Regions from separate parts of the Mus musculus genome. Here all the other regions are linked to region 1. A link is a contact called in ENCODE Hi-C or POLR2A ChIA-PET data. All regions are on one chromosome and are shown on one strand. Each heading gives the region's core, a stretch centred on a gene start or an enhancer-like site at or near the end of the contact. The rest is flanking DNA. Distances are from core to core; before and after follow the strand shown.

The links. A loop is a pair of places that touch in the nucleus more often than their neighbours do. ChIA-PET counts read pairs that join two places held with the same protein, here RNA polymerase II (POLR2A).
Region 2: a loop to region 1 is called in a map of heart, with 2.2 times the contacts of the local background. The contact joins the promoter of Ivns1abp here to the enhancer-like site in region 1. A Hi-C loop is called at or near these places in 3 of 37 maps with a recorded cell type or tissue (Patski and heart). POLR2A ChIA-PET finds 5 or more read pairs at or near these places in 1 of 5 experiments (Patski).
Region 3: a map of heart shows a loop between it and region 1 (1.8-fold over the local background). The contact joins two enhancer-like sites. A Hi-C loop is called at or near these places in 1 of 37 maps with a recorded cell type or tissue (heart). POLR2A ChIA-PET finds 5 or more read pairs at or near these places in 1 of 5 experiments (Patski).

What each region holds. Positions count from the first base shown.
Region 1 is chr1:151,234,795-151,237,974 of GRCm38, forward strand. No RefSeq gene overlaps it. Among named protein-coding and RNA genes, the nearest start is that of Gm46162, 15 kb to the right of the region's middle. Within about 2 kb of position 1,682, at least 1 of the 3 ENCODE cell types and tissues checked has a DNase peak (open chromatin) inside an H3K27ac peak, as active enhancers do; it is heart, where a contact is called at or near this core.
Region 2 is chr1:151,342,792-151,346,018 of GRCm38, forward strand. Ivns1abp (influenza virus NS1A binding protein) reads left to right here and starts at 1,707. Exons shown (of 15, transcript NM_054102.2): 1 at 1,707-1,964. It also overlaps the pseudogene Gm10138.
Region 3 is chr1:151,124,663-151,127,774 of GRCm38, forward strand. The region is part of intron 1 of Gm36139 (a long non-coding RNA gene); the gene reads right to left. Among named protein-coding and RNA genes, the nearest start is that of C730036E19Rik, 12 kb to the right of the region's middle. Within about 2 kb of position 1,333, at least 1 of the 3 ENCODE cell types and tissues checked has a DNase peak (open chromatin) inside an H3K27ac peak, as active enhancers do.

The DNA.
Region 1 (3,180 bases), core at 432-2,931:
TGTTCCCTGGCACCCCTTCCTCAGAACCCCTATCCAAGCCGAGGCTGGTCCTTGGCACATGCTTGTGTGTGTGTATGTATGTGTGCATTCATTTGTGCAAATATATATGTACATCTGTGTGTGTGTGCCTGTGCACACCTAATTCAGCTAAAAATAATAACAGAGGAAAACTTATAAACTAGTCCTTATCAAATGTTTAGAATAAAATTTTCAACATCTTTTGCTTAATATGAAGAACACACTATATTAATTACATAGTAGTAAGATAACAGGTAGCAAATGCACCGATGTGAATAAAATGATTTCAAGTTAACACCATCACTACTGTTACAGACAGAACCCTAACTTAGTGACCCAGAGGCTGCTCAGTAATGTGTTAACACATTTCTACAAAGCCCTAGGAGCCTCTCATATCAACTCTGTGGGTAAGACGGCAAAAGGAGCCAGAGTGGATTGCGCATTTGCTGAGCAATCTACTTAGCCTTAAGGCCAGCCAGTGTGCCAGTACTGAAGGGCTGCCTAAGAGAGTACAATAGAGTAATTTCCTTGCCTTTCATTATTTCATTCATATATATATATACATATATATATACACATATATATACATATATATATACACACACACACACAACTTTGAAGTTTATAGATGGTACCAGCCTAGGAGATAACAAACAAAATCCAAAAGAGTCAAGACCCCAAAGTATCTTGACAAGTTAGAATCCAGGATCAAAACCAGCTTAGAGAAGGGATAAGGAATCCAGTTTTCTCACTGGGATTTGCAAAAGCTCTTGGAGTCTTCACTGAGGAATTATGAGGCTTCTTTGGGCCCCATAGAAAACAAATCTCCAAGCAACCGGTTTTCCCTTTCATTCATCTGCTTAACAATGACTAGTGTGAGTTTCCTTTGTGCACAAGGGAAAGAGTCTGAACAGCTCAGTGGGTCTGGAGTTCTGGTCGCATGGCATCTGATAGCTGAGGGTAAAGGAAAGTGCATGCTATTCATTCCTGCTCTTAGCAGCCACTCTTACCAAAGACAGGTTAGGCTACTTTTTTAAGGTCAAAAGACTAGTGGAGGATCCAGCTAGGAGTGTAGCTCAGGCTGCCTGTTTGTGGTGTGGGTACCCCTAGATGAGCACTAAGAGGCACAACCTGAGTTTGATCCCTCAGGATCCAGAGAAAGGTGAGAGAGCTGATGCCCCATGCCATTCTCTGACCTCCATCTTTGCTGTAACAGACATGCACACACACACACATACACACAAATAATAATAGTAATTATTTTTAAGACGTTTGAGCTGTTTGCTTTTGTGCAATTTACTGCAGAACCATGGAAGCCCTTAAGAGGCCCCACAGTTAGAACAAAGCTAAACTCAGCCACTTGAGTCTAACAAACTAGGCAGAGGACTTAGTCACCTTCCCTGTCGGGAAAGGCTACAGCTGGAGGCATGTCAGACCACACAGGGAAATTACAAATGTGGACACCCTCCAGGAACACTTGAACCAGTACCACAACTACTCCAAGCTAATATCTGGAGATCTGTAGCCAAATGCTTAGCCATGTCTCCCAGCTGGGAGTAGGGGTCAGCATGATGATCCATCCCTTGGGTGCTCAAGCCGTCAACTTCACGGAGATAAACAGATCCTTTGAACGGAGACCAGCCTGGGATGGCAAGCACAAACCTCGGTAGAACTAGCTGTACTTCTGGTAGCAAAACAGTATTAAACAAGGGCCATATTATGTTTGCAGACCTCAGGGCAAAGCCTGGCACACGTCCTCCAGTAGCCGGAGATCGGCGTTTACCAGGGAATGAGTAATTCAGAAAGAGGTTTGCAAACTGTAGTCCTAGACCAGATGGAAAAACAAGCTACTGGCTTCCATGGAGTACAAGCTTCAAACCTCGTGCCAGCAGTTGCCTCCTCCTCCACGACTGTCTTTGGGGAAAGAATGAGAATTCTAGTGATCTGAGTTACACAGACTTTCCAAAGCAGAGGAAGTCCTATCATGACATGAAAGGAGGTTTGTTTCCATCTTCTCTGGTTTATTAAGACGCTGCTTGATTGGCTCTCACACCCAGTGCTGTGCTCTCTCTGGGCGCTGACTCAAGCAGGAAACAGGCACCACAGCCAGGAGAAAACAGCCTTCTGAATGAAATTAGCCTTTGTTTTCCTGTTCCCCGTTGACCCTGATGGGCGCTTATTCATGAAATACGGAAAAAGTAAGGTTCAGAGTATCAGCTGATTAAGTTGGAATGCGAGGCGAGCTTGACAAGCATATGCATAATGACAATGCTGATAAAAATCTAAAAGGACTTCTACAATAAAGACTTAAGTGGTGGATTGATTGATTGATTGATTGATTGATTTTGGTTTTTCGAAACAGGGTTTCTCTGTATAGCCCTGGCTGTCCTGGAGCTCACTTTGTACACCAGGCTGGCCTCGAACTCAGAAATCCGCCTGCCTCTGCCTCCTGAGTGCTGGGATTAAAGGCGTGCGCCACCATGCCCAGCAGATTTTTTTTTTAAATGGAAATGATTGATGAGGCTAGCAAGTTGGTTCAACAGATAGAGGCACTGGCCACCAAGCTTGATGACCTGATGACCCCGGACGCCTACATGATGGAAAGAAAGACTTGAAAATATTCCATGGCGCAAACCTTCACACAAGCATGTATGCACAAAATACACACTAAGTATAAAGTAGGATGAAATAGCATACATCTTCTCAGAACATCCATCCCAATTATACCCCCGTCAATCTCCCTGAGGCTCTAACATTGTCGATATAAGAACTGTCAAAACTCCTATGAACCGTGCATATTTGAATGCCTTTAAATGGTTTTAACTATAACTCTCACTTCAGGTCAGCTATCTTTCTGCTGTGTCATTCACATGGTGAAAATCAAATCCACAGAAATTAAATGAACATCACTTATTCATCAAATGCTGTGAGAGATATGAATATTGGTGTCTCGGAAGTTATAGTCTAAAGAGAAAACATATAACCTTGTAAACCCTCAAATTATAAGGCTTAAATTGAGATTCTAATTAATAGAAGAATGATCTTACAAGATCTGTCAAGACACAACTGTTTGGCCAAACAGCTGCTGTGTGCATGTTAGAAATGCCTAAAGGAATGTAGAGAATTCTCCCGTTGCCTTTACAACAAGGTGTGCTAAGTATG
Region 2 (3,227 bases), core at 457-2,956, 110 kb after region 1:
ACCCAAGCACCCTGGTGCTTTAGGCAAGCACTCTACTGCTAAACTATGTTCTCCGCCCCGAGATCAACATTATGTCCTTTGTTACTATTACAAAGAATGCAAATAATCATTTATGGCTCACTTCCAAGTGTCAGTGGCTATTATACATACTGAGATGCCTGAAAGACAGATACTATGTAAAATTATGCCAGGATTCATAGAGCAGGAAATACTGAAGGCCAAAATGCACTGACTCCGATCACACTGTCGCTTTAAGAGAGTGTTGACTGTTCCAGATTACAAAGACGCTATTTAGTGTACAGCAAGTAGGACCATGTGTCCGGCAGGCCAGTCATGTGCCTGTCCCAAGTGGGCAGTTCATATTCTCTCACTGCCAGAAGGAGCTCAGTAATCCAGGTCCCTAATAGTGTCATTTGCAACAAAAGTAATGTGCTATCAAAGAGAAAAGCTGGACGGCAAATGCCAGTTTCTCTAAGACACATAATCATACTAGCTGACAGCTCAGTTTCTACTTCCTCCTTTTGTGAAACAACAACAAAAAAGAAACGTCTCCTGGCCACAAGATCTTATTTTTTAAAAGTAATGAAGACCCCCCTCCCAATTTCTATTTCCTACCCGCTAACACATTAAAGAAGGGTAGGAAGCATTGTCAAAGAGCTCCAAGAAATGGCTACAAATTAAGCGGGATGATCAAAGTCAGGTCTAGACTGTGTAAGCGCCCTCTATAAACCAGTATAAGCATTAATCTGGAAACCTTTACCTAACTCGATTATGTGTATACTTTATAGACCTTTGGATATAATCTCACCAAATCCCCTCATCTTCAATCAAGGAAACTTCCCAGCATGTGCTTCAGAGTCATATGAAGAAGTGGAGCCCAGCTTAAATCACATTTGACCTAAACAACTGCCTGCCTCCTAGGGGCAAGGTGGGTGGATGACTGGGCTTGGCTCCTGGGTTAAAAGGCCCCAGGGGGTAGAGATAGGGACTAACAATTCCCCAAGCTACTTTTCTTTGTCCAAAGAAGTCGAGACATCAGGAACTGATACCAGAGGGGGACAAAAAGTAGAAGTGAACACGCATTTTATGGCACACCGATAATATCTCTTTCACCTTTTTTTTTTTTTTTTTTTTTTTTAAACACACTCACTGAATGCTCACCCAAAGCAGGCCAATAGAGGGGCTAGTTGTTCAGGCCCTCCTCTGACTTATCCCTTCTTCCTCCATTCTTCTCACCCCTCCACCTCCAAGGTAAGAGCCTGATGCTCAACTACTGCCGCGGGGTTCCCACAACACGCAGCTCCAGTCTAGGCTAGTTGCCTAGAAGTCAGTGTGACGCTGAGAACTCTAATCGCCACGTCGGATCTCTGGAGAAGGTAGGGCAGGTGGAAGAGGAAGGAGGGAACCAGTTCCTGGACAGTGGAAAAAAAAGGGCGAAGCGAGGGTGTGAGGCTCGGGAGGGAGCGCGCGCTCGATAAGTAACAGGAGGAGCGGTCCCCGCCGCCCCGCTCTCCCGGATCACCTTGCGCTGACCTAGTTGAGCCGAGAAGGAAGGAGGGGGCGGTTGAGGAAAAGAGCTATGAGGTGGGCGGGGCCCTGTCCGGGGGCGGAGCCTCAGAGCGGGATCTTCCCGGGAGCTCGCCTGTGATTCGCTCAGGCATCAGAGCCGGAAGCGGCCGGGAGGCGTTGGCGGCAGCGCACGTGGTGACGTGCGAGGGAGTGCGGCGCGAGCGCGCGCGGCGGCGGCGGCGGTGGCAGTGTGTTCGGGACGCGCGTGGAGGTCGGTCAGTCGCTCGGAGGTGCTGGGCGCGTCGTGGCGGCGAGCGAGTTCCCGCGAGTACCCACTGGTCTTCCTCAGCCCGCAGCCTCCCGCCCGGTCGCCCCGAGCCCCTTCCAGCGCCTTCCGCCTGCAGCCCGTCGAAGCTCTGGAGATGAATTTCGCCATCTCTTCAGAGATGACCCAGGTAACGCGCTGTACGCGGGCGCCGCGGGAGGGAGAGGGCGGGGTGGGAAGATGGTGGTGGTGCGGAGCGTCCCGCTGTCCCGGGAGACACGGGCATCGCGGGGCTCCGCATTCGGCTCGGTTGCCGGCTGGCGGGGGAAGAGCGCGGTGGTCCCGGACCTTCCTCCGCCGGGGCGGGGATCGTCAGGCTTCCGCGCTGGGTGACGGAGGGTCCCCGGGACCTGGCCCGGCGGAGGACTAGGAGGGATGACCCGCCGGATGAGAGCGGCGGCCACCGAGGACTGTAGACATCGTTTCCCGCTGTCAGGAGCGAGGTGCCGGCTGCGGTTTGGGGCTCTCCGGGCTAAGACTCCCCGCGGCCGGCGCGTGGGGACACAGAGCCGCCCTCAGAGCGCATCGGTTCCAGGGGTTAGGCGTGGGGTGGCACGGAGTCCCTGGTCGCCGTGGACCACGGGGTCCTTTGTTCGAGCTCCACGTTGCCCGCTTTTCTTGCCAAGCGCGGGGAAAAGGAGGCGGGAGGAGCGAGGGAGCGGCTGCCCTGACGTGTCAGCTCTGAGTGACTGCGCCGCCGGCCAATCGCGGCCAATCGCGGCCGGGGGTGTGCGGGTGCCTCGCTGTACCCGCCGAGAGCGCGCCCCAGGCCTTGCAGCGCGGGGTCCCCGGCGCGCCGGGGCACAGGCTCCATGTTCTCTGAAAGAAATAGGTGGAGAGCAGGCTTTTCGTCCGATCACCTTTTTTTTTTTTTTTCTATTTTTGGGTAAAGGACCTCGTTGATAAGACACCGGGGAGTGTCAGAGTGGAGATTAACGTAAGGAAATCTGTACACACACACACACAAATTTGAGAAATATTTCCGCCTTTCCCTCAATAAGTTGCAGATAAATGATTCCGGAGAGCAAACATTTCGATCAAAAAGAAGTCGGACGGCCTAAAAGGCAACGTTTTGTTTAATGTCTGTCAGTAGTGGAGGTTAGAACACCCAGATATCAAGTTCTTAGGAGTTTTGTTGTGGTCTCCTGTTTTGGCAATACACCATAGCTCTGGAAGTAAGAGCACACAAGCCGCACGGACTAAATCACCTTAGCCATATTTTCTTTAATTTTAACACCAGTGGTTGACTTAGGAAAAAAATAACTAAGAAAATAGTTTCAGGTTGAATCCTGCTAAGTCTTTAATATCTTTAAAATGTTAAAGGACTTATTTGTAAGCCTGGATGTAAACATTGACTGGGTAGAACTGGATTGAAACCAATATGCTGTAATGC
Region 3 (3,112 bases), core at 83-2,582, 110 kb before region 1:
CCTATGAGTTGAACCTCTAAAACCACGAGCAAACAGAAACCTTTCCTTCCTTTAAGTTGATTGCCTTTGGTATTTTGCCACAGTAAAGAAAAACATACTGGGAGAACTTTGAGGCTAAACAAATTTCTATCAGGGATTCCTCCAACGCTTATTTCTATGCTATAGAGATTGTAAGCCACTTACCATTAAAGGATGCAGCATAAATTACGTGATTTATAGTAGGAAACATGAGTTAGTACTGGAAGAAGCAGGATTTAAACCAGTGGTTCTCAACCTTCCTAATGCTATGACTCTTTAATACATTTCTTCTGGTTGTGGTGACCCACAAACATAAAATTATTTTGATTGCTTCTTTAAACTGTTCTTTTTTTGCTATTGTTATGAATCATAACGTAGATAGCTTATATGTAACCCCCAAAGGGGTCACAACCCACAAGATGAGAACCACTGGTTTACACAAAGCAAGTTAGAAAGGCCAGACCAGAGAAAATGAGGAGGACTTGTCTTTAAATAGGCACAGACTGAATGTTAACTGAAGAACTTTCACGTATGTTCCTTCCCACACCCACAGCTTCACCGTTTCCTGCCGTCAGCTTGCTAGGCTGGTTCTTTTGTGCCTTGCCTTAGGGAAAATATGTAGCAACAAAAAGAAAATACAAAACTAGTCACATTCTGGCTTTTTCACTTTAAAAATTTAGCTCATTAGAATTGAAAGAACATGTTCCATGGAAATAAAGACCTGGGAGGTAGAATGAGTGAGAACGGTTCTTCAAAATGACTCTGAAGGTCAAGAGATGTGGGACATCCTGATTGGACAACTCTAGAAGAAATACGGGCTCCCCAGCTAATACCGTGACTCACCTGAGACACCGTAACTTAGATATAGGAAAACCCTAGTTTTACTAAATTTTTGATAAATGAGGCTTTGAAATCGAAGTCAAGCTTTTAGATAAGGGTAACCTGAGTTGCAGGTTTCATGCCCTAGATGCACACAGAATATGTGCATGGATGAAGAGAAGGTTAGTCTGTTGGGACAAATTATCAGTGTATCCGTAGTGGGATGACCAAAGTGGGCAAGCAAGTGAGGCTGGAGTTTGGCACAGTGAGATTTAATGTAAGTTGAGCTCCAAAGCTTAAAGACACACCCATGTCCTGGTCACTGAGGTCATCCTGAAGCCTACATGGAATTCCAATACCCTCTCCTCATCCCCTCGTTCACAAATGAGGCTGAGTGTCTCTTTAAGTGTGTCCTCTCCCTTAGATGTTAGGAGACTTTTGTGGTGAGTCATCGCAGCAGGTCTTGTCTTCCAACAAGGATGTATTATATAATATCTTGCAGAGCCTTCTCACAGGCATCAACTGGATAATTCTCCAAACTATCCCTAACGTTTATCTGAAGGTTGTGTGGGGAAAAAAAAAATTCCTATGGCTATCAGTTTGCTCTACAGGCCAACAGAAGCAGCAACCTCCACACACAAAATCTCTTGAACCCCAAAAGTACAAAAAACAAAAAGTACATCAAACTAAACAGCTTCTTCTCAGCAGAGTGAAAAAGGAAACAGCAGAGAGCTGAGATGACCTAGAAAGGCACATGTGGGAAGGAGCTGTGTGATCCTTCATCTTGATAGTCAGCATGCCTGGGTTTACAGTCACCATGAGGATGTGCCTCTGGATGTGTCTGAGAGTGTTTCCCAAGTCAGGTGAAGAGGGATGATTTACCACAAATATGGGTGGCACTTTCACAAGGACTGGGGTCCCAGACTGAATAAAAAGGAGAAAGTGAGCTAGGCATGAGAATATCTCTCTCTCTCTCCTCTCTCTCTCTCTCTCTCTCTCTCTCTCTCTCTCTCTCTCTCTCTCTCTCTCTCTCTCTCTCTCTCTCTCTCAGCTTCCTGACTGCATACAATGTGACTAGCTGCCTTGTGTTTGAATGGCAGCTTCAAACTGTGAGCCAACACAAACCTTTGTATAGCAGCAGAGAAGAAAGTAACTAATACAGGTTGACATCCAGAATATACAGAAATCTAAAAAACTCAACAGCAAAAAGAAAGGAAGGAAGGAAGGAAGGAAGGAAGGAAGGAAGGAAGGAAGGAAGAAAGAAAGAAAGAAAGAAAGAAAGAAAGAAAGAAAGAACAATAATTAGAATGGTATCCTTTAAGACTCATTCAAAAATAGGCATATACCTAAGCAAACATTTCTCAGAATGCATACAAAATGTACAGTAGGTTTAAAAAAATGGGGGAGGAGTTTAGTATCACTAATCATCAGGAAGATGCAAACCAACACCAGAATGCCACGTCATTTCAGTGCAGTAAGGGTGGCTCTTATCAGAAAGGACCACAGAAAACAAGTACAGGTGAGAAAGCAGAGAAAATGCAGCCTTTCTATAGTGTTGATGGGAATGTCAGTGGGTACAGCCTGTGAGTGTTAGAGCTCAGATGGAAAGGTATCCTGGCAGTTGGGAGCTGAGGAGTCACACTGCACAACAAACTTCTCACAAGAGGTTTATTGGGAGGGAAAGACCCAGGAGGGCAGCTGCTTCTGCTCCGGCAAGAAGCAGTAGAGGACAGAGTTTATTATATAGGATTTCATGAGAGACGGAGCTTTCCAGGGTGGGGATTGATGGGATTAAAATCTTGAAAAGTCTTGAGCTGGGCTTTTTATTCTGTGGGGCAGGGGCTGAGCCCTGCCATTAGGGCAGAGTGTTTTGTGGGTGAAACCTGACAGAGGCCCTCAGGGAATGGGCCTGGCCAATCCTGTGCCTCAAGGGGCTTCTATAGCCACTATGGGAGAACATGTGGAGGTTCTCAAAAAAGTAAATATGTTTTTCCTAAAATTTAAAACATCAAAATGTTCTTCCCTTAAAAACCAGAAATCCATATCATCTTTATTGCCTGTGCATTTAACTTGGTATCATTTAGGCCTTGAAAGTGTTATATAGTATTTTTAAAAACAGAATGAGAATATATATATTTCTAGGTTAGATATCTTCCACCACAGCTGCTGAGCTATAAGGATATGTCTCACAAGACACCAAAGAAAACTTTTATCTCATTTCTCTATGCCTACAGTTAAGATCACTTTCAAAAAAACCAATACTGTTTTGTATTTG